3 separate regions of the Homo sapiens genome follow, and regions 2 and 3 are each linked to region 1. Evidence: read pairs that join two places in POLR2A ChIA-PET (ENCODE). Cell type or tissue: MCF 10A. All regions are shown on one strand. Each heading gives the region's core, and the rest is flanking DNA. Links, peaks and the distances in the headings are about the cores only. Region 1 overlaps GAPVD1 (GTPase activating protein and VPS9 domains 1). Region 2 overlaps MVB12B (multivesicular body subunit 12B). Region 3 overlaps MAPKAP1 (MAPK associated protein 1).

Region 1 (7,318 bases), core at 1,121-6,120:
TGAAAAAAGTAATGCTGTATTTTACTGGATTTGTTTATCAGTGTATTAATTAGGATTAAGTTTGTTGCAAGCAGCAGAGAAAACTCAAGTAATAAAGTAGTACCTCCTTATCCATGGTTTCACCTTCCATGGCTTCAGTTACCCATGGGCAAACTTGGTGCAAAAATATTAAATGGAAAATTTCAGAAATAATTCATAAGCTTTAAATTCTGTGCCATTCTGAATAATGTGATGAAATCTCACACAGTCTCACTCTATCACATCCAGGACATGAATCATTCCTTAGTTCAGTGTATCCACATATACACTACCTGCCTATTAGTCACTGCTTATCAGATGAAAACAGCATGGAATATATAGGATTTGGTACGATCCGAAGCTTCAGTTATCCACTGGAGGCCATTGCATAAGTGGAGGAGGAACTTTCATATGAGCTTATGAAAGAAGTTGAACAAATGTCACCTCTTTAGCAAACTTCCTGGGAGATTCTGAGATAGGTGGTTGGCATATGCAAAATGCTAGATTAAGAAGTGAATTGATAGGCCAGGCACAGTGGCTCACGCCTGTAATCCCAGCACTTTGGGAGGCCGAGGCGGGCGGATCACCTGAGATTGGGAGTTCGAGACCAGCCTGACCAACATGGAGATAAAATTCTTTAAAGTTGATTAAAAAGTCATAGCTGTGCTACTATTTTAAAAGTGCTTAATTTTGTTTTTGATAGCTACAACACAGGATAACCTTGATGATAAGCTAAGGAAGTTTGAAATTCGTGACATGATGGGATTAACAGATGATAGGGACATATCAGAAACAGTGAGTGAGACCTGGAGTACAGACGTCTTGGGAAGTGACTTTGACCCTAATATTGATGAAGATCGCTTGCAAGAAATTGCAGGTAACTGCCATTTAATGTCTCTGAAATATCACGGTTTAGTTATTCAAATCCACCAACCTTTCATGGGAGGGAGCACCAGTGCCCTGACAAACATTGTGTGTGTTAGCACCATCTGGGAAACTGTTATAACTGTATGGAACAAGGCATTTGGGTACTTTTTTCTTTACTTAAATATAACTAGTGTTTTTCCTTTCTACATTTAATCCCACCCCTTACCCATCCTCCTCCCAGCTGCCCAAAAAAAAAAAAGAAAGAAAGAAAAACCAGTGTTTTGAATTAGCTTCTGGTCAAGTGTTGTTTGCAGGGCATAGTATAAGTTCTTAGTCTGTCTCTAATTAGTATATTCTCTGTTTGAAGCCAAACACCTAACCTTAAGATGAAAATTCTTATAGATTATAGCCATAAAATCTTTCACAACAATATGATACTGCTGTTCTCTAAAAAAATGAATTCACTTCTGGAAGAGTTAATTCAGTTCCTAAGGGTAACCAGGTTTTTCTTTTTCTTCTTCTTACATTTTTATTTATTTTCAAATAGAGACAGGATTTCGCTTTGTTGCTCAGGCTGGTCTTGAACTAATGAGCTCAAGTGATCCTCCTGCCTTCTTTTTTTTTAATGTGAAGTTTATTCAGGTGCTATGTATATACACTAAAATTCGCTCCTTTTTGGATACTGTTTTATGAGTTCTGAAAGATATATAGTCTTGTAACCCTCATCTTCATTTTGTTTTTAAATCATGGAAAATTTATTGATATGTTTATTTTTCTTCAACTTTTATTTTAGGTTCAGGGGGTACATGTGCAGATTTGTTACATGGGAAATTGTTAGAGCAAATTGTATGTTGCTGGGGTTTGGTGTACAGATGATTTTGCCACCCAGGTAGTGAGCATAGTAACCAATAGGTTTTTTTTTGTTTTTGTTTTTTTAATTTAAGATAGAGTCTTACTCTGTCGCCCAGGCTGGAGTTGCAGTGGTGCGATCTCAGCTCACTGCAACCTCTGCCTCCCTGGTTTAAGTGATTCTCCTGCCTCAGCCTCCCGAGTAGCTGGGACTGCAGGTGCCCACCACCACACCCAGATAATTTTTGTATTTTTAGTAGAGACGGGGTTTCACCATATTGGCCAGGCTGGTCTCGAACTCCTGACCTCAAGTGATCCATCCGCCTCGGCCTCCCAAAGTGCTGGGATTACAGTCATGAGCCATTGCTCCCGGCCTAAATCATGGAACATTTTAAACAAATACAAGAGATGGTGGTATCATGAACCCAGTGTACCCATCACTCAGTTTCAGGAGTTAGACCCACATGGCCAGCTTTCTTTCATCTGTTCTCCTATCCACTACCCTCTTCTCTCCCCTCATTATGTTTAGGCAAGTTCCAGACATTATTTTATTTCTAATTATTTTATGATATAGCTTTAAAAGGTAACTTTTATTAGTAACTTTTTTTCTAATTTTTTTTCATGCCCTGAAGTAGAATTATTCTTTTATTAGGTTTAATCCAAAGTAGTGAAGCCTTTTGAACTTCAGTGTTTTTAACACAGACGTATAATAATGTTTAATACTTTCGATTTGTATTTTTAAGTAGTGCAAATAGATTTCTTTTTTTTTTTTTTTTTAAATTTATTTTTTTATTGATAATTCTTGGGTGTTTCTCACAGAGGGGGATTTGGCAGGGTCATGGGACAATAGTGGAGGGAAGGTCAGCAGATAAACAAGTGAACAAAGGTCTCTGGTTTTCCTAGGCAGAGGACCCTGCGGCCTTCCGCAGTGTTTGTGTCCCTGATTACTTGAGATTAGGGAGTGGTGATGACTCTTAAGGAGCATGCTGCCTTCAAGCATCTGTTTAACAAAGCACATCTTGCACTGCCCTTAATCCATTTAACCCTGAGTGGACACAGCACATGTTTCAGAGAGCACAGGGTTGGGGGTAAGGTCACAGATCAACAGGATCCCAAGGCAGAAGAATTTTTCTTAGTGCAGAACAAAATGAAAAGTCTCCCATGTCTACTTCTTTCTACACAGACAGGGCAACCATCCGATTTCTCAATCTTTTCCCCACCTTTCCCGCCTTTCTATTCCACAAAGCCGCCATTGTCATCCTGGCCCGTTCTCAATGAGCTGTTGGGCACACCTCCCAGACGGGGTGGTGGCCGGGCAGAGGGGCTCCTCACTTCCCAGTAGGGGCGGCCGGGCAGAGGCGCCCCTCACCTCCCGGACGAGGCGGCTGGCCGGGCAGGGGGCTGACCCCCCCCCCACCTCCCTCCCGGACGGGGCGGCTGGCCGGGCAGGGGGGCTCACCTCGGGAGGCCGAGGCTGGCGGATCACTCGCGGTTAGGGGCTGGAGACCGCCCGGCCAACACAGTGAAACCCCGTCTCCACCAAAACCAGTCAGGCGTGGCGGCGCGTGCCTGCAGTCGCAGGCACTCGGCAGGCTGAGGCAGGAGAATCAGGCAGGGAGGTTGCAGTGAGCCAAGATGGCAGCAGTACAGTCCAGCTTCGGCTCCGCATGAGAGGGAGACCGTGGGGAGAGGGAGAGGGAGAGGGAGAGGTGTAAATAGATTTCTTAATTGGTTTTACATTACTTTGTTCCAGATGCCAAAGTGGTATTGTTCTTGGCAGTTAGCTGTATTTGCGCAATAAGCTGTATTTGCAGTTGAGTGAGTGCTATGAAGATGTGTATTTTCCTGTGAATGTATCTTATTGCCCTGAATAGTGACTAATATGCTGGAAGAAAAAATATTTGGCCAGCATAACATTCTGTGGTTAAACTCTCAGTGTTTTTAATCTTTGTAGGGCTATAAATTTTAGAACGATATTAAGGACCCCTGTAAAATTTGCTGAGAAATCAAAGCTAAAGCTGTTGAAATTACTTGACTTAATGATGTGTGTTTTCTCTATGGAGAGTCAAAGGTGAACTGGAGGAAACTGGTGAAAAGGGTATTGTGCCATTGTGACCAAAGTAGGAACTTGTGTTTTTAGTGGTGTGCTTGATTGAAGTTATTCTTACTTTGGCCTCTTTCTTGTAGGTAGAGAGGAATTTGGTGGTTTTTTTTTTTTTTTTGAGACAAAGTCCCAAAATGACACGGCCATTTTTATTTTTGAGACAGGGTCTCACTCACATTGACCAGGTTGGAGGGCAATGGCATGACCTCGGCTCACTGCAGTCTCTGCACCCCCTGCAACCTCTGCCTCCCGGGTTCTTGTGCCTCAGCTTCCCAAGTAGCTGAGACTACCGGTGCACGCCACCATACCTGGCTAATTTTTGTATTTTCAGTAGAGACGGGGTTTCGCCATGTTGGCCAGGCTGGTGTTGAACTCCTGGCCTCAAGTGATCTGCCTGCCTCAGCCTCCCAAAGTGCTGGGATTACAGGTGTGAGCCACCGCGCCCAGCCAGGAGATTTTGTTAGCTAGTGTTTGGCTTTTCTCCACTATCACTGCACTTTCCTCCAGGATCTTTGTTAACCCTTTGCTTCCCACTGGTTATACAGGTGCTGCAGCAGAGAACATGTTAGGCAGTTTGCTGTGCCTCCCAGGTTCAGGGTCAGTGCTTCTTGACCCCTGCACTGGTTCTACCATATCAGAGACAACAAGTGAAGCTTGGAGTGTAGAGGTATTGCCAAGTGACTCAGGTTAGTATGCTGTCATTGTTTGCTTTTTCATTTATACAGAAGTTTTAATTAAATGCAAGGTATCCCAACTCTGTATTATGTATATTTTGTCAAATACACTTTTTTTTTTTTTTTAATGGAGATGGAGTCTTGCTCTTTTACCCAGGCTGGAGTGCTGTGGCGCGATCCCAACTTACTGCAACCTCTGCCTCCTGGGTTCAAGCAGTCTTCTCGCCTCAGCCTCCTGAGTAGCTGGGATTACAGACATGCCCCACCATGCCGGGTAATTTTTGTATTTTTAGAGAAACAGGGTTTCACCATGTTGGCCAGGCTGGTCTTGAACTACTGACCTCAGGTGATCTGCCCACCTTGGCCTCCCGAAGTGCTGGAATTACAGGCATGAGCCATCATGCCCAGCCAGTTATACATTTGACAAAGATGAGGTGATCACATTGCTAAGAATGTCAAATGGAAAATTAGTTTAGGGCATTTTCTGTCCATTAAGGGAAAATGCTCTGTTAGATAGCATAGACTGTGATGGCAGGTGCTTTCAGACTCTGTGTTGAGTTATTTTGAAAGCAATTTTCTGTGATTATCAGAGTCCGTGTGAATCATTGAATTTAGTATCTTCCACAAACTCATGACAGGATAAGAGTAGCAACACAGTTCAAACTGAGTGCTTGCTTGGTAAACACATTTAGATTTATCACAGGGGAGAACTTGACTCTCTAAAACATGCTTAATGTGTTTTTGAAATACGTTGAAATTGAGATTCTGTAATCCTGAGGATTTTTTTTTTGTGCAGGTTATTATAAATGTATATAAAGTGTTTTGTACTTTGTCTTTTCATATGCATTGCATTTTTTTCTGATTATGAAGACGCATCTTTGCTTTCAACTAAATGTCAACTACCAGAATGTAAATATAAGTAACTGTGTATCTGCATTACATTCTGTTGATTTACTTGGTTCAAGAATTATTAAGTGATCCTGATATGTGTTTTATAATTTTTTTTTTTTTTGAGATGGAGTCTCACTCTGTCACCCAGGCTGGAGTGCAGTGGTGCAATCACGGCTCAGTGCAATCTCTGCCTCCTGGGTTCAAGTGATTCTTTTGCCTCAGCCTCCCAAGTAGCTGGGATTACAGGCACCTGCCACCACGCCTAGCTAGTTTTTGTATTTTTAGTAGAGATGGGATTTCACCGTGTTGGGCATGCTGGTCTCGAACTCCTGACCTCAGGTGATCTGCCGGCCTCGACCTCCCAAAGTGCTGGGATTACAGGTGTGAGCTACCACGGCTGGCCTGTTTTATAATGTTAAAGCATTCAGATATGCTAGCCTTGTTTGAAGACCAGTTGGGGACAATAGGATTAGCTTACCAGCTGTTGAGTATTCATAGGAGTTACTTTTTAGGAAGTGGTTGATTTAATACCAGGCTATTCCATACTCTCTTGTCCAGTTCACATGTTAATCAATAGCATACTCTGTGACATTAGTGATCTAGAACCACGTTTTCATCTGTGCACAGTGAACTGGCTTATATTGGGATGAAAATCACAACTTTGACTTAACACTTAATCTAACTAGCATTAACTAGTCCAGACTTACACATGTATTTGCACTGATTTTATTCATGCCCTGGTAGCTTTGTTTATCTGGGTCACAAAAGCTGAAATTGTGGTGTGCTAAGAGAATCACAAATGTAACATACCTCTTATCTTCTATTTAGAGGCCCCAGACCTAAAGCAGGAGGAGCGTCTGCAAGAACTGGAGAGCTGTTCTGGACTGGGTAGCACATCTGATGATACGGATGTCAGGGAGGTCAGTTCCCGCCCCAGCACACCAGGCCTCAGTGTTGTGTCCGGTATGTCTGTCTTGTTTTAAGGAGTAGGGATTTGAAGGTGTTCACCCCCTACCCCCTCCTATTTATAAAGTTGATACAAAAAGATATGTTATATTTAAGAGCTGAGTAATTTCCAGAAAACAAACTTATTTCCATTGCACCTGAAATCTTTGAGAACTTAATGTGTGGCCTTATGGAGCCTGTTGAAGTAATTGGCAAACAGTCTCTCTACAACTGTTTCTGTTCTTAGTAGCCTGTCCTACTTTAGAATTGTACGATTCTGATTATGTTGTGTAAAGCAAGGTAAGTATATTTAAGCAGTAGTACCATAAAGGATATAATACTAAACTCACATGTATAGAACTGGGACACAAAATTCGAGAATGTTTCAGTTTCTCCAAATTTCATATACTTTTTGTGTGGATATTTTGTTCTTCTTCCTGTTTATTTTTTACTATTGTTTTTTAAAGGCATAAGTGCAACCTCTGAGGATATTCCCAATAAGATTGAAGACCTGAGATCTGAGTGCAGCTCTGATTTTGGGGGTAAAGATTCTGTCACTAGTCCAGACATGGATGAAATAACTCACGGTAAGAGGGGGAAATGAGGATGACTTAAAAAATGACCACATCCGTGGTTGAAACTGGCACTGTGACACATTGCTGGTGACAGCATCTGTTGGTATAGCACTTTGGGACATACTTTGTCAGTATCTATTTAAGGTCTTAAATGTTCACATTCTAAATTTAGTCAGGTTAGTTCCACTTCTAGGTGTCAGTCATAATGAAAAAATTCCATGTGTAGAGAAAGTCCTTAGCACGAAGATGTTCTTTATAATGTTTTGTATTGGCAGAAAACTAGAAATAACTTAAAAAATTGAAAAGTGGAATGGCTAAATAATTTTGATGTAACTGCTTATTGGAATTTATGTAGCTATTTTAAAATGCATTAAGGAATATGAAATGACTTAGAG
Region 2 (5,000 bases), core at 1-5,000, 1.1 Mb after region 1:
CATTCTCCTCTCCATAGCCAGGGAGACGCTGTTAAAACCTAAATCTCCCCATCTCTCTCTCCAGCTCAAAGACCCTTTGGTGGCTCCCCAGGGACCTCATGATGTCCTTCAGTCTGCTGAGAATGGCCATCAGGACTCCTGGCAGGCTGGTTCTTGGTTGTCTCTGGACCCTACTTCTATGCAACAGTTAAAAAGGCTGAGACACAGAGCTCTAAGAATTGATGTGGAAACACAGTCAATTGAAAAAAAGTAAATTGCAAAACAGTTACTTATGCTGTGATGCTATTTTTATTAAAAACACGAATACATACAAAACAAAATTCTGGCCAGCTGTAGTGGCTCATGCCTGTAATCCCAGCTACTTGGGAGGCTGAGGCAGGAAGACCCCTTGAGCCCAGGATTTCGGGGCTACACACAGCTATGATGGCACCACTGCACTTCAGCCTGGGTGATAGAGCAAAAGTCCATGTCTAAAAAATAAAAAAATAATATTCTGTCCTTTTTCTATACATGCCAACACGCAGGTGAATGCATGGGAGACAGGCCGGCAGGACCCCAGGCACTGTGTACAGACCACTACCAAGGCTTGCTCTGAGAAGGGTCCAGGGATCAGCGGCTCCGGATTCAAGGGGTGCTTTGACTTAGCTATCCTATTGGAATGGTTTCCTTAGAAAATATATTCATGTGCTGAAGTGTTAAAGAGTACAACTTAAAAATATAGATGGGTTGGTTTTGAGAAGGTAAAAAGAGCCCTGGCAGAGAAAGTGCGTCTTCCAAGCCTGAGGTTCCCTGCTCCACAACCGAGGGGTGTATGTGATGCTCAGCCTGGGGGACAGGCGTGCTCCGTAGTCACAGGCCATGCCTGTCAGGCCCTTGCTGTCAGTTACCCCCCGTGGCTGCAGATCACACTGCCTGTTTTAGAGCATGCCTTCTTCCAGAGGATGTGGTCGCTACTAGTGGTAACGTATCTGCATTGGACCTTGGGTCTGCTTTTTGTTCTGCATCTACAAAGCTCCTTTGGTCTCGAGCTCACTGAGGAGTTTCTGCGTTTGTCGCTGTGGGCAGCAGGTGTGTGCACTGACCCAGTGGCCCCTCAGCCACCAGGGTACCTTTGAACTCATGTGGAAAAGTATCACTGAGTTGCGTTTTATCTTTACCTTGAGCAAAATGCAGTTGATCCCTGCCCCAAGCCATTAAATATTTATAACGTTAAAAAAATGTTTCTTTAATGTCTCTGAGCCTCTCTTTTCTAAACTGTGGAAGAAAGACAATAACAATACCTGGACTGCTATGATGTTTAAATGAGATAAAAACATAAGGCCCTAGGTACAAACTAGCTGCTCAGTAACTGTTAGCCACTGGTATTAGTATTAGTGAGTATTAGTGTTATTACTGCCGTACAGAGGAAAATACCCTTTCGCGGTAGACCCCTTTCTGCCTGCTTTCCCATAAAAACAGGAGTGCAGCCATATTAAATTACATAACCCAGGGGCTGTGAGTCCCAACCCAAAGACGTTTGGAGGGACAAAAGCAATGTTTGCTGAGGAGTAACTCATTGGGTCCCCCAGACCATGGCTCTCCGTGGTGTCTGCTATCTCTGGTGTTGCAAGTCAAGCTCGACTTGGAAGCAAGATCCAAGCTTCTGAGGCTCAGTGAGAATGTTCTTGTTGTGTGTCGAGTTTCTTGTGGGTGTGGACTGTGGGGCAGCTGCCTTCCCTCTGTGCTCCCATAGCTTTCAGAGAACTGCCCTGGACCTGCATGAGGTTGTGCAGCCCAGCACTGCACCCTGGACCCTGGAGGGAGGGACTGCCCTGAAGGAGGAGGTGGGGGGGCTGGTGGCCCTAGATTCCTCCCAGGGCACTAGGGATGCAGAGGGATGAAGCGAGCCCCTCAATTACAGTCTTCTGTGTAGAGATGGGGAGCCTAGGAGGAGTCAGTGCTCTGTGTGTGTGTGTGTGTGTGTGTGTGTGTGTAATCCAGATTGCTCATGCCAAATAGAACCTCTAAGAATGTTCGTTTGTGGTGTGAGGGCACCCTGGTCTGGGTGCCCAATGAGTGACTCCTTAGCAAACATTGCTTCCGTCCCACCAAACGTCTTTGGATTGGGTCTCACAGCCCATGGATTGTGTAATTTAATATGGCTGCACTTACGTTCTTATGTGAAAGCAGGTAGAAAAAGGTCAACCGTGAAAGGGTATTTCCCTCTGTACAGCAGTAATAACACTAACACTAATACGAATGGCTAACAGTTACTGAGCAGTTCGTTCGTACCTAGGGCTTTATGTTTTTATCTTGTTTGAATGTCATTGCAGTCCAGGTATTATTATTTTCTCTCTTCTACAGCTGAGGAAAGAGAGGCTCAGAGAGATTAAATACTTGTCCCAAATTACAGAACTAGTTAGAAGTGGGGCCTGGTCTAAACTCATTTCCTGCAGAAACAGCTGCTTTCGACATAAAACCGCAGCCTTGCCCCATTTTCTCAGTGGCTGCTGTGGTCAGGCTGTTCTTTCCTGTTGCTGTCTGATCCCTCAGCGGTGCTGCGGAGTGGGCACAATTATCCTCATATGACAGATGAAAATCTGACTCTGAGGTTAAGTGACTTGCCCAAAGCCATACGGCCAACAAGCACTGGGCCCAGCTCGGCGTTCACACGTGTCTGACTCCGGCGCCTGTGCTCCGTCCTCCCGTGCTGCCTCTCACGCGGGGGACTCGGGAGGCTCCGGCAGTGGCTGATAAATCACTCCTTTTGGCTTATGAATAACATGGCAAAACAAATTACTTTGGGGATCTAGAAGGAAGTTGTTGGCCCTGTGTAAACTCAATTGGAATGTCACTGAGCAGACAGCTCTGGAGGCATCTACAAATATCTTCCAAGGAATATCCCCAAAGTGAAATCACCAAGAAAGCAAAACAGGCTCCGTGTTTTGGTTTGCAAATGAGTTTTGAGAAATGGCCTTGAGATCTTGAGTTGTTGGCGTTTTCCCCATTACAAATTGTAAAGGACTTTTGAAACGCCACAGGAAAGGGGCGAAGAAAGGCTTAGGGTTGCTGATTATTTACAGCTCCAAGCCCCGGGCAGGTACACAGAATTAAAGGCCTCCCACCACTCCAATTGCATTTAATTTTATTCCGAAAATGACTACCTGCCAATAAGCCTCATTGTTCACCAGCATCTCTGCAAGTACTTTGAGGTACTATTACCCGAGTTCACTTAACACCGCTTGACAACTTTAAGCAGATAACAATTGAGGTGCTGGTAATAGAGTCTGTTTTTTTTTTTAATTTTTACATTTTTACCACATGACTTTATGACTCTCTTTATCAAGCATGTTGAAATTAATCCATGTGTTGATTGGAGTATTTCCTCACCCCTGCTGTGTATTGAGACGTTGGGGAGGGATAAGGGTTGGCGGCTCTGAGCAGCTAGGTATTCCGGGGCAATGGGTGGTCCTAAGTCCGGAGCCTTGGGAGTTGGTCAGTGGTGGGTTTGTGTTGAGCCTGCAGAAGTCTGAGGTGTGTGTTTGGAGGGGAGAATCAAGGGATGGCTCTGGAGGACTGCCTTGGCAGGTAAAATTATAGTTCCCATATGAAGGGAGGATGCAGGAGCTATAATCCCATCTCGTTGCCAGGCAAAGTTCCTACAGATTCATGGCAGAGCTGTCTGTGCAAGCAGGAATCCAATTTTATGTCCAAACAAATGCAGCATGCAGATTGGACTGACTGCTTCCCCGAGAATAGCAAAGACAGGCATTCAGGTCAGCTGGCAAAAAAAAAAAAAACCCACCACCCCCTTTTTCCTCCTTTAAAATAGGGGGTGGGATTAATACAGTAGCAGATTAGAGCTTTATTTGTTTAAACCTTGTAGAATCTGTAAGCATTCACAATCCCCTTGACTTGTAGTGCCTGATTGTAAAAAGAACAGTTGAATGAGCTCATTGTTTTCTGGTTTTTTTCTTTAATGTATTTTACAAACACTCTGGTGACAGGCCTGACATGCTGATTTCTATGTACTGGCACTTCAGTTTGGGATTACAGCATTAATAACAGAGTTCCATGCATCATGCCATTTTTAAGCATGATCGTTATGATAAAGGGCATATACTTAATTACAGGCCTGCTTAATTACAGCTCTGTTGAAGCTCGTTTGTTTAGGAGAATGCTAATTGCGCCACAGAGCCAGCGGCACATCCTTGCTTTCATCTGCTGGAGGTAGCTCGATGCTGTGGATCAGCATTTTGTTAAAACTGCCACCAAAAATAAAAAAAAAATTTAAAAACAAGAAGAAGAAGAAAGCACTGGCCTAGTACTGAAAGGAAACCTGCCCCAGCACATGGCTTTTGGTAAGAGCAGAAGCCAGGGTTAGGTGACCAGCCCTCCCTACGTGGTGGGTGCTTTATCTCTGTCGTCTTATTTCATTTTTCTTCACCCTCACCACAGCCCGCAGAGGCAGCTGTAGTATTATGCCCACCTTACAGACAGGGCAAGTAAGGCTCAGAGAGGTGGGGTGGCCTGTGCAACAGCTGCACATCTGCACCTGCTGAGCTGCAGCAAAAACTCAGGTCTGCCAAGCTCCCAGCCCCTCCTTCCCTGCCATAGCCCCCCATAGCCCCAGAGCAGGTTACACTCTGGGTTTGAATCCTGGCTCCAGCCAAGCCTCATAACTCCTCTAAGCCTTGCAAGTGGTGTATTAGTTCATTCTTGCGTTACTATAAAGAAATACCTGAGACTGGGTAATTTATAAGAAAAGGTTTAATTGACTCATGGTTCTGCAGGCTGTACAGGAAGCATGGCAGCATCTGCTTCTGGGGAGCCCTCAGGAAGCTTCCAATCATAGTGGAGGCAAATCCAGAACAGGCTCATCACATGGCCAGAGCAGGAACAAGAATGCCAGAGCAGGAACAAGAAAGCCAAAGAGCGGAAGGTGCCACACGCCTTTAAACAACCAGATCTCGCGAGGACTCACTCGCTATCACAAGGACAGCACCACGGGGAAGCTGCTA
Region 3 (7,318 bases), core at 880-5,879, 190 kb after region 1:
TAAACAGTTGAGGAGCCAGGAACTAAATTGGGATAGAGCCTGTTCAAGAGTTCCTGAGGTCCATAGTCAAGCTACAAGTAGACCACAGAAGCTTCCAGTGCTGCTTAAAGGGGTTGAGCAGGCAAAGGTGAAGAGGACTGACTGGAGCATCTGGGGCCAGACTACAAAGACTGTTTACAGCTGGGTGCGGTTGCTCGTGCCTGTAATCCCAGCACTTTGGGAGGTCAAGGTGGGGAGGATCGCTTGACGCCAGTTCAAGAACAGCCTGAGCAACACAGTAAGATCCCGTCTCTACAGAAAATAAAAATTAGCCTGGTATGGTAGCACACACTTGTCTTAGCTGCTTGGAAGGCTGAGGTGGGAGGATTGCTTGAGCCTAGGAGATCAAGGCTGTAGTGAGCTATGATCATGCCACTGCACTCCATCCTGGATGACAAAGCAAGACCTTGTCTAATATATATACATATATATGTCTTTTATATATATATATATATATAATTTAAAAAATTAATAACAAAAACTGTTTACAAAGGCAGGCCACAACTGCAGACCAAGGGTCAGATCCCATTCGCTCCTGTTATCACCATGGCCTGATAACTATGCCCGCCCCAGCCTCCTCATGGATTCTACCCAGAGCCACAGAAAACAAAGGTGTCCCATAATGTCTCTGGTCTTCCTCTAAGGCAGTTCTGAAGCCTCCATGCAGGCTTTGAGATAAGTGGTGGTCAGGAGTCCATCCCTACAGCCTGTGGGTAGAGAAAAGGTCTGGATTTGATCCCTGCCTAAGCTTAATAAAGTGTGTATCTAGGGAATGTTCTGCAAACTCTGCAGACCCCAGCACATTTGAGACAGTATGATGTAACGCTTATAAGCCAGACTCCTTGGGTGTGAAGTCCTAGCTCCACCACTCACATGTTATGTAATCCTGGGTAAGTTACTTAGCCTTTCTGTGCATTACTTTCCCATCTGTAAAATTTCCCATCTGTAAAAATGGGCATCTATATCTTAGAGTTGTTGCAAGGATTCATTGAGTTAATACAAGTAAAACGTGTAAGTAGAAAGGATGCCTGGCCCACAGTTTTCATAAAGTCTGTAGCTTTAGCTGCATTGTCCCTATGCCTGGGTTGCTGCTTCTGCTTTCTAAGCAGCACTCGGAAAGAGAAGGGTCTCTAGTTCTCTAGGAGAGGCTGAAACCTCCAGGTCAGCCTTACTGGCCTCATCTTCCTCCCCTCTAATGATATAGTAATCCAGAAATATCCTCCAAACCATGCCATTTCAACCATCTGTGTCTTTGCTCATACTAGTCCCTCAGTTTGGAACAATCTTCCCTCTACTTCACTTCTTTACTCTGTTTTTTCCCACTCAAGGAATCAAAACTCTGCTTAGATGCCTCTGTCTCTGGACTTCTTCGTGCAACCCACACTACAAAGACCTCTTGTACTACATATATGCAAGTTGAGAATGGAGAGCACATTTCAGCGTCCCTACATTCCTAGGACAGCCTCAGCATACAGGTATGTTTAGTGATTATCTGGTGATGAAACAAGCCCATCCTGCTTAGTTACCATCCTACCTCTTCCTCCAAAGTAGACTTGGAGCTCCACCTCCATCTGACTCCAAATGCCTCCACTGTTTGGAGATTCCCATTAGTGTCCCAACTCTGACTGGGTTTCCTAGGGATGGATGGAACTAGCATGGATCTAGCTGACTCACCTGGACATTGGCTGGAGAATGGAAGACCATCATTGACAGGGTCCAATCCCTCATCCCCATCAGTCTGGTTCTCTTACCCAGGTCCATCTTCAGTAGCCACCTATCCCAACACATATCCTACCAAAGTTATCTGAGCCACAACACACAGGCCTAAGTGGAGCCCACTCAACATCAGAACAAGAAGAGGTAACACATGTACAACCAAAAACTTCAAAACTTGCAGAAGGTTGGGAGCCACTGGACAGGAGCCTCATATATGCGGTTGTAGGCAGAGAGTGTGCTTGAAGGCGCAGACCCTTCACTACCATGAGGAGTGCTAATACTCTACATCCTGTCACTATGCAGCCAGCAGGAATGTACTTCTCTTTAGAGAAAGGAGGTCCCCTACTATTTGTAAAAAAGGAAATTTTTTTTTCTCCTTGAAATCCAGATATCACTTGTTAGAGAGGTTGGAAACCTTTACCTTTGTCCCTAAGAATCCAATTTTTCAATCCAATCTGTTTCTCTTAACTTGAGTCACTGTGACAATACCAAATTTTACATACAGTTATCTGTTGCTCTGTAAAGAAATACAGATGGTTTTGTGGAAATAAACAGTCATTTATTTTAAACAATTGTAAAATAGTTTATGGAAACCAGTGGGGTAATGCATTCAAATAAATGCCAAAACTGGTTGATGGGGATCCAGGGTGCTAAATCACACTGCAGAGGAATTTAGCTGTGGGGAACAGACAGTAAATCCAGAGTGACAGAATTTCCCGTGATGGCAAAGGTTTCTGACATCCAGTCCAGTACTCAAAACCCACAGCAGTTCAAACCCATTTTCCTTAACACAGCCTTGACAGCCAGTGAAATTAGTGAATTTAGTCACAAGCACCTAAGGACAAAAAACAGAAGAAACAAAAATGAGACTTCATTTATCTTCAACCTTCTCTGAGCTACATGAAAGTGGTGACTCCAACCTGAGTCAGTGGAGAGCAAGCTTAGAGCCAATTGTTTTCAGTCAGCAGACTCTGTTATGATATATTGGAATCTGAAGACTTTCATTCAAATCTGCTTATGTCAGAGGCTTCGGTAAACCACTTCCTCTCTGAACTTCAGTCTCTTCCTCTGTTAAATGCGGATAATACAGTAGTTGTATGTACTTGACAGGATTTTGAGCAGATTCAGTGAGGCACCAGGATTATTCTTTGGCTAGCTTGATGCCAGTGGCCCTGGTGGAAGGGGCTCTAGCCCAGGGTGGGACAAAAGGCTACAGGGCCTCTTTAGGGACTTCTACCAACTCTTCAGGGAAGCACCACTGCCAGTGAATGGTTGGACCAGCCTTTGCAGGAAGAAAGAGACTCTAAGCTCTTTTTTGCTTCTAATTTTACAGGACAATCAACTATAAACTTATCATCCTTCCATTCTCAAACCAGCTTTTTTTCCTTGTAACTGTGCTTCCAATGACGACACTACGATTCACCCAATGAATTAAATCAGTTGGTTCATCAAACTGTACTAAACTCCTACCATGTGCCATGTCATGAGCTAGTCACTGTAGATATGAAGATGAACAAGACTCTGCATCTGGCCTCTAAGGACTTGGCATAGTGAACACGGCACTCTCAAGTTTGGAATACTTCTTAGCCTTCCCCCTTGTTGATGACATTAAATCGGCTCCCAAGTTCTGCAGACTCTACCCACTTAATACATCTCCCTTGCATTCCTTCTCACTCAGGCCGCAGTAATGGTTTCCCAACCTTCTTCTGGCCTCCAGCCAACCACTCTTCACCCTATTGTTAGAGTGCTCTCCAGAGCCAAATTCTGGTAGATTCAAGGTATCACTTTCATACAATCCCTTCACAACTTCCTTGCAGGCTACTAGTTTAGATGCAAATTCCTTACCCCACTCTCAAGGCTTTCTATCCATCCTAATTTCTTGTCCATCTATGTCCTTTATGACCCAAACTAGACTCACTGTTCAGTGCATATATGTCCTGGTTTCCTACCTCCATGTCACTGCTGTGCCCTTCCCTTCACCCAGACTGACTCCGTCAGCTTGTCAAAATCACATCCCTCCTTTTTGATTATCCCCTAAGTCTTATCTTCTCTCCTTCTGACCCCATGATATCAGGCCCAACCAGAGTCCCAGACTGGCCTCCTTCCTTTCCCCACAATAGGGAAAGTTGCACCAGTTAACGTCTTCAAGGCAATAGGATTTCTACAATCCCCAGCCAACCAAAAACAGGGCTTCCTTTTTAAAAACTCTAGCCTTGGCCTTTACATCTCATTCAGTTAACTGTCCTTGCTCCTGGCCCAATCCTGCCCAGAACCCTGCCCTCAGGCCTGGTGCCATGCTAGGTTCCCAGTGTGTCTCTCTGAAAATCCTGCCCTGCCCTCTGATACTGCCTGCCCGCCTGGATTTCCTTGTGCATAAATCATACATTTAATTTATCTGAATTCAACCATACTTGCTAGGTAGAAAAGAGGAAAAAAAGAGGGAGACCTGACCAAGAGCACAATTTAAGCAGTTGGGAGAATTCCACTTGCCATGACTCTCAGTGATCCAATGAGCCCCAAGAGTGGGAATATGAGGCAGGAGTCCAGAAATCATCTTTGCAACTATGGAACCTTGTAAATGTGTGATAAGTGACTAACTGCATTAAATGGGTGGATGATAGTATCTCAGTCTTTCTAGACCAAGTTTGATTTTAGCATTTAAAAATATGTACTTTTAGCTGTTACGATGCTAGAGAAAAAAGCTGTGTGAATTTAATGAGAAAAATTACATTGCCTCTGATGGGCATTTTTAAAGAGATTTTTCTTTCCCACAGGTAATTTTGACAATGGGATTTTTACTCACCTGTTGCCTTTGTGATCTAACCCTGGATAAGCTGTGGCTCTTGGTACGGCCACCCCCAGGTGCTGAGCATCATCTGCTTCCCTGGTCCTTGCTGCCAGGACCTGCAGTTCCCCCGCTGTCCTTATGGCCCCCCACTGCTGACTGCCCATCTGCCCTGTTCCCTGCTGTGGGGGCCAGATCCTTCAGAGATTGGCTCCACCTGTCAACAGGGCTTCTCTCTGCCTGCCCCATCTTCCTTCTAATAACCATTGTGCCAACTGAGGTTTGTGTTTCAAGTCAGAACACAAGCCTTGGTGAGTACTTATTTATTTATTTATTTTTTATTTTTTTACGTAAGTAAAGAGGCCAGGCTTGAGGACTGCAACCTAGGAGCATAGATTTAGGTTGCCCTAAATACACTCCCAGCACTTTAATTACCACTACCCTGTCCAGCTTTATAACAGCCATTTAAGTTCTCACCTCAGTACCTTCTACTAGGTTGGTAGGACAGTGATGGTGGGGTCAAGCACTACCACCAATTCATAAGACCTTTGGAAATTACTTAAGTGCTCTAAGCACTGGTTCCTTATCTCTAAGTGGGGAATGATGATAATTTCTAACTCATGTGGTTATTATACAGATTAAATGAGATAACACATGTAAAGCACTTAGTTTGGCACATAAGTGCTCAATAAATAGCAACTATTTCTTAATACATTAATACAATTTTGCACATTTTGCCATGTTCAACTCTCAAGCTTCTTATCTTAAACAGGTAAGAAGCTGAATTATATATCCTGTTTTATTTTAAGCCAATTGTGACTTACAACCGAACATGTTGCTTCTCTTTGTGCTACAAACAAAACAAAAAGGTAAAAGCAATGGGAAAAATGGCAGAAGAGGAGACGTGGCTGTCAGCCATTTTCCTTTCTCAGAGTTTTCTTTCTTGTTAGATCTATTATCTGGGAGCTGGGCTGCCCTGCTGGCTTTCCATTTGCCTTGCTAATAACAGTAAATCCAGCAGCTTCCACTGCAGTTCCTGTCTCCTTCAGCTGACTCCCAGGCCAATCAGCATTTCCTCTCTGCTAATGTCAGATGTTCCCTGGGAAGTCCTGCTGAAAAGAAAATTTATGACTAAAGTTTCTCCAGCTTTTAACCCTTCTGCATATCCTGCTCCAGATGCAGGGTGCTCCAGAGGAAGGCTAGGTCATTCCTACACGTGCACTCCTATGTTCTTGCTGATGCTCTGCTGCTCTGACAAGGGGCCTCGGACCCCTGGAAAAGCCCAAATGAGCAGCTGCGCAGACAGATGCACACATTCTGGGCTGTACCTAATACATGGACTCAATTTGAGCTGGGTTCCTTAGCAGCTAGAGTCTCTTTTGAACTATAACTCAAAGCAGTCATATTCATACAAAAAGAGCATTAGATCACAAAATTGTGAGTCTGACTAGGTTTCATGACTGAAACTGAAAGGAGGGGACAGGACTAACATTTACTGAGTGATAAGATAATAACAGCAAAGACTTACTGGGTCCTTGGTGCTTTGCAAGGATCGCTGCTTAATTCTCACAATAATGCTATGAAGAAGACATTATTATTATTTTCATTCATAAATGAGGAAAACGAAGTTCAAACAGGTTAAGAAACTTATCAGAGAGCTAGAAAAAGTAACAGGAGGCCGGGCGCGGTGGCTCACGCCTGTAATCACAGCACTTTGGGAGGCTGAGGTGGGCAGATCACCTGAGGTCGGGGGTTCAAGACCAGCCTGACCAACATGAAGAAATTCCTTCTCTACTAAAAATACAAAATTAGCCGGGTGCGGTGGCGCATGCCTGTAATCCCAGCTACTTGGGAGGCTGAGGCAGGAGAATCACTTGAACCTGGGAGGCGGAGGTTGTGGTGAGCTGAGATTGCGCCATTGCACTCCAGCCTGGGCAACAAGAGCAAAACTCCATCTCAAACAAAACAAAAAAACAAAAACAAAAACAAACAAAAAAAAAAAAAGGAAAAGTAACAGGAGCAGGGGTGGAACCAGGTAGGTCTTCTAGAACCCAGGTCTTAACTAAGCTCCACAGTTAAGGCTATCAACCAGAAGACTATGATCTGGTTGGGACCTTATTTTATTGAAGAGGAGACTAAAGCAAGGAACTCAAAGACAGAGAATGACCAGTTTTAAGCCAATAGAGGAAGCATGATCTTCTGATCCGCAACAGCCACCTCCTGAAATAAATCCTCCAAGGCTCTCAGAAGAGGAGAATGCACTGACGTAGGCGTTCAGGAGACAATGGGGTGGTACTCCACAATCTCTTCAGTGGAACAGAGAACAATGGCTGGCTGCCGAGATTCAGGCTTGCTGGCAAAGGTGGCAGTGGTGCAGCAGCCACTGCCAGGCCCTTACAGACCTTATGTTCTTGGCACAGAAGGGTCTCATCACAGGGTTTACATTTTAAGTAAGTTCAAGCCTTTGGGGATGTCTGCATGCTGGCTCCATGGACTTTCCTATGACCTCTTCTGTACCTCTCCACAGAAGTTAGATGATGTACTTAACCAGATCAGCAAATCCAGTAAACTAATTTTTGTCCCAATTTAGAAAGAAGTAAGAATGTCAAAATGTACATGTGACAGCTGTTTGGGACTCTAATGTTATGGAAAAGCAGCTGTTTTCATTTATATTTGAGATATTAGTCATCCTTCCAATGGGACAGAGTATCCAGCTAATAGCTTATGCTTTAACCTACGGAAAATATGGGTCACAGAGACAAAGTGTTGGCAGAATCA

The links. ChIA-PET counts read pairs that join two places held together with the same protein. Peaks named below come from ENCODE experiments on the same cell type or tissue, not always from the same donor. Only the 100,000 strongest peaks of a DNase experiment are listed, where the experiment ranks them.
Region 2: POLR2A ChIA-PET joins it to region 1 with 5 read pairs; 1 of 35 experiments calls an interaction of 5 or more read pairs at or near these places.
Region 3: POLR2A ChIA-PET joins it to region 1 with 6 read pairs; 1 of 35 experiments calls an interaction of 5 or more read pairs at or near these places.

The regions. Positions count from the first base shown.
Region 1 is chr9:125,325,695-125,333,012 of GRCh38, forward strand. GAPVD1 (GTPase activating protein and VPS9 domains 1) reads left to right here. Exons shown (of 28, transcript NM_001282680.3): 12 at 722-895; 13 at 4,384-4,524; 14 at 6,232-6,366; 15 at 6,816-6,935. Among named protein-coding and RNA genes, the nearest start is that of GAPVD1, 68 kb to the left of the region's middle. In MCF 10A, for the core only: no CTCF peak of the experiment used is centred there; a DNase peak (open chromatin) is centred at 3,527.
Region 2 is chr9:126,468,705-126,473,704 of GRCh38, forward strand. The region is part of intron 7 of MVB12B (multivesicular body subunit 12B); the gene reads left to right. Among named protein-coding and RNA genes, the nearest start is that of NRON, 61 kb to the left of the region's middle. In MCF 10A, for the core only: no CTCF peak of the experiment used is centred there; a DNase peak (open chromatin) is centred at 2,497.
Region 3 is chr9:125,519,176-125,526,493 of GRCh38, forward strand. All of the region lies in intron 7 of MAPKAP1 (MAPK associated protein 1), which reads right to left. Among named protein-coding and RNA genes, the nearest start is that of MAPKAP1, 180 kb to the right of the region's middle. In MCF 10A, for the core only: no CTCF peak of the experiment used is centred there; DNase peaks (open chromatin) are centred at 2,706 and 3,476.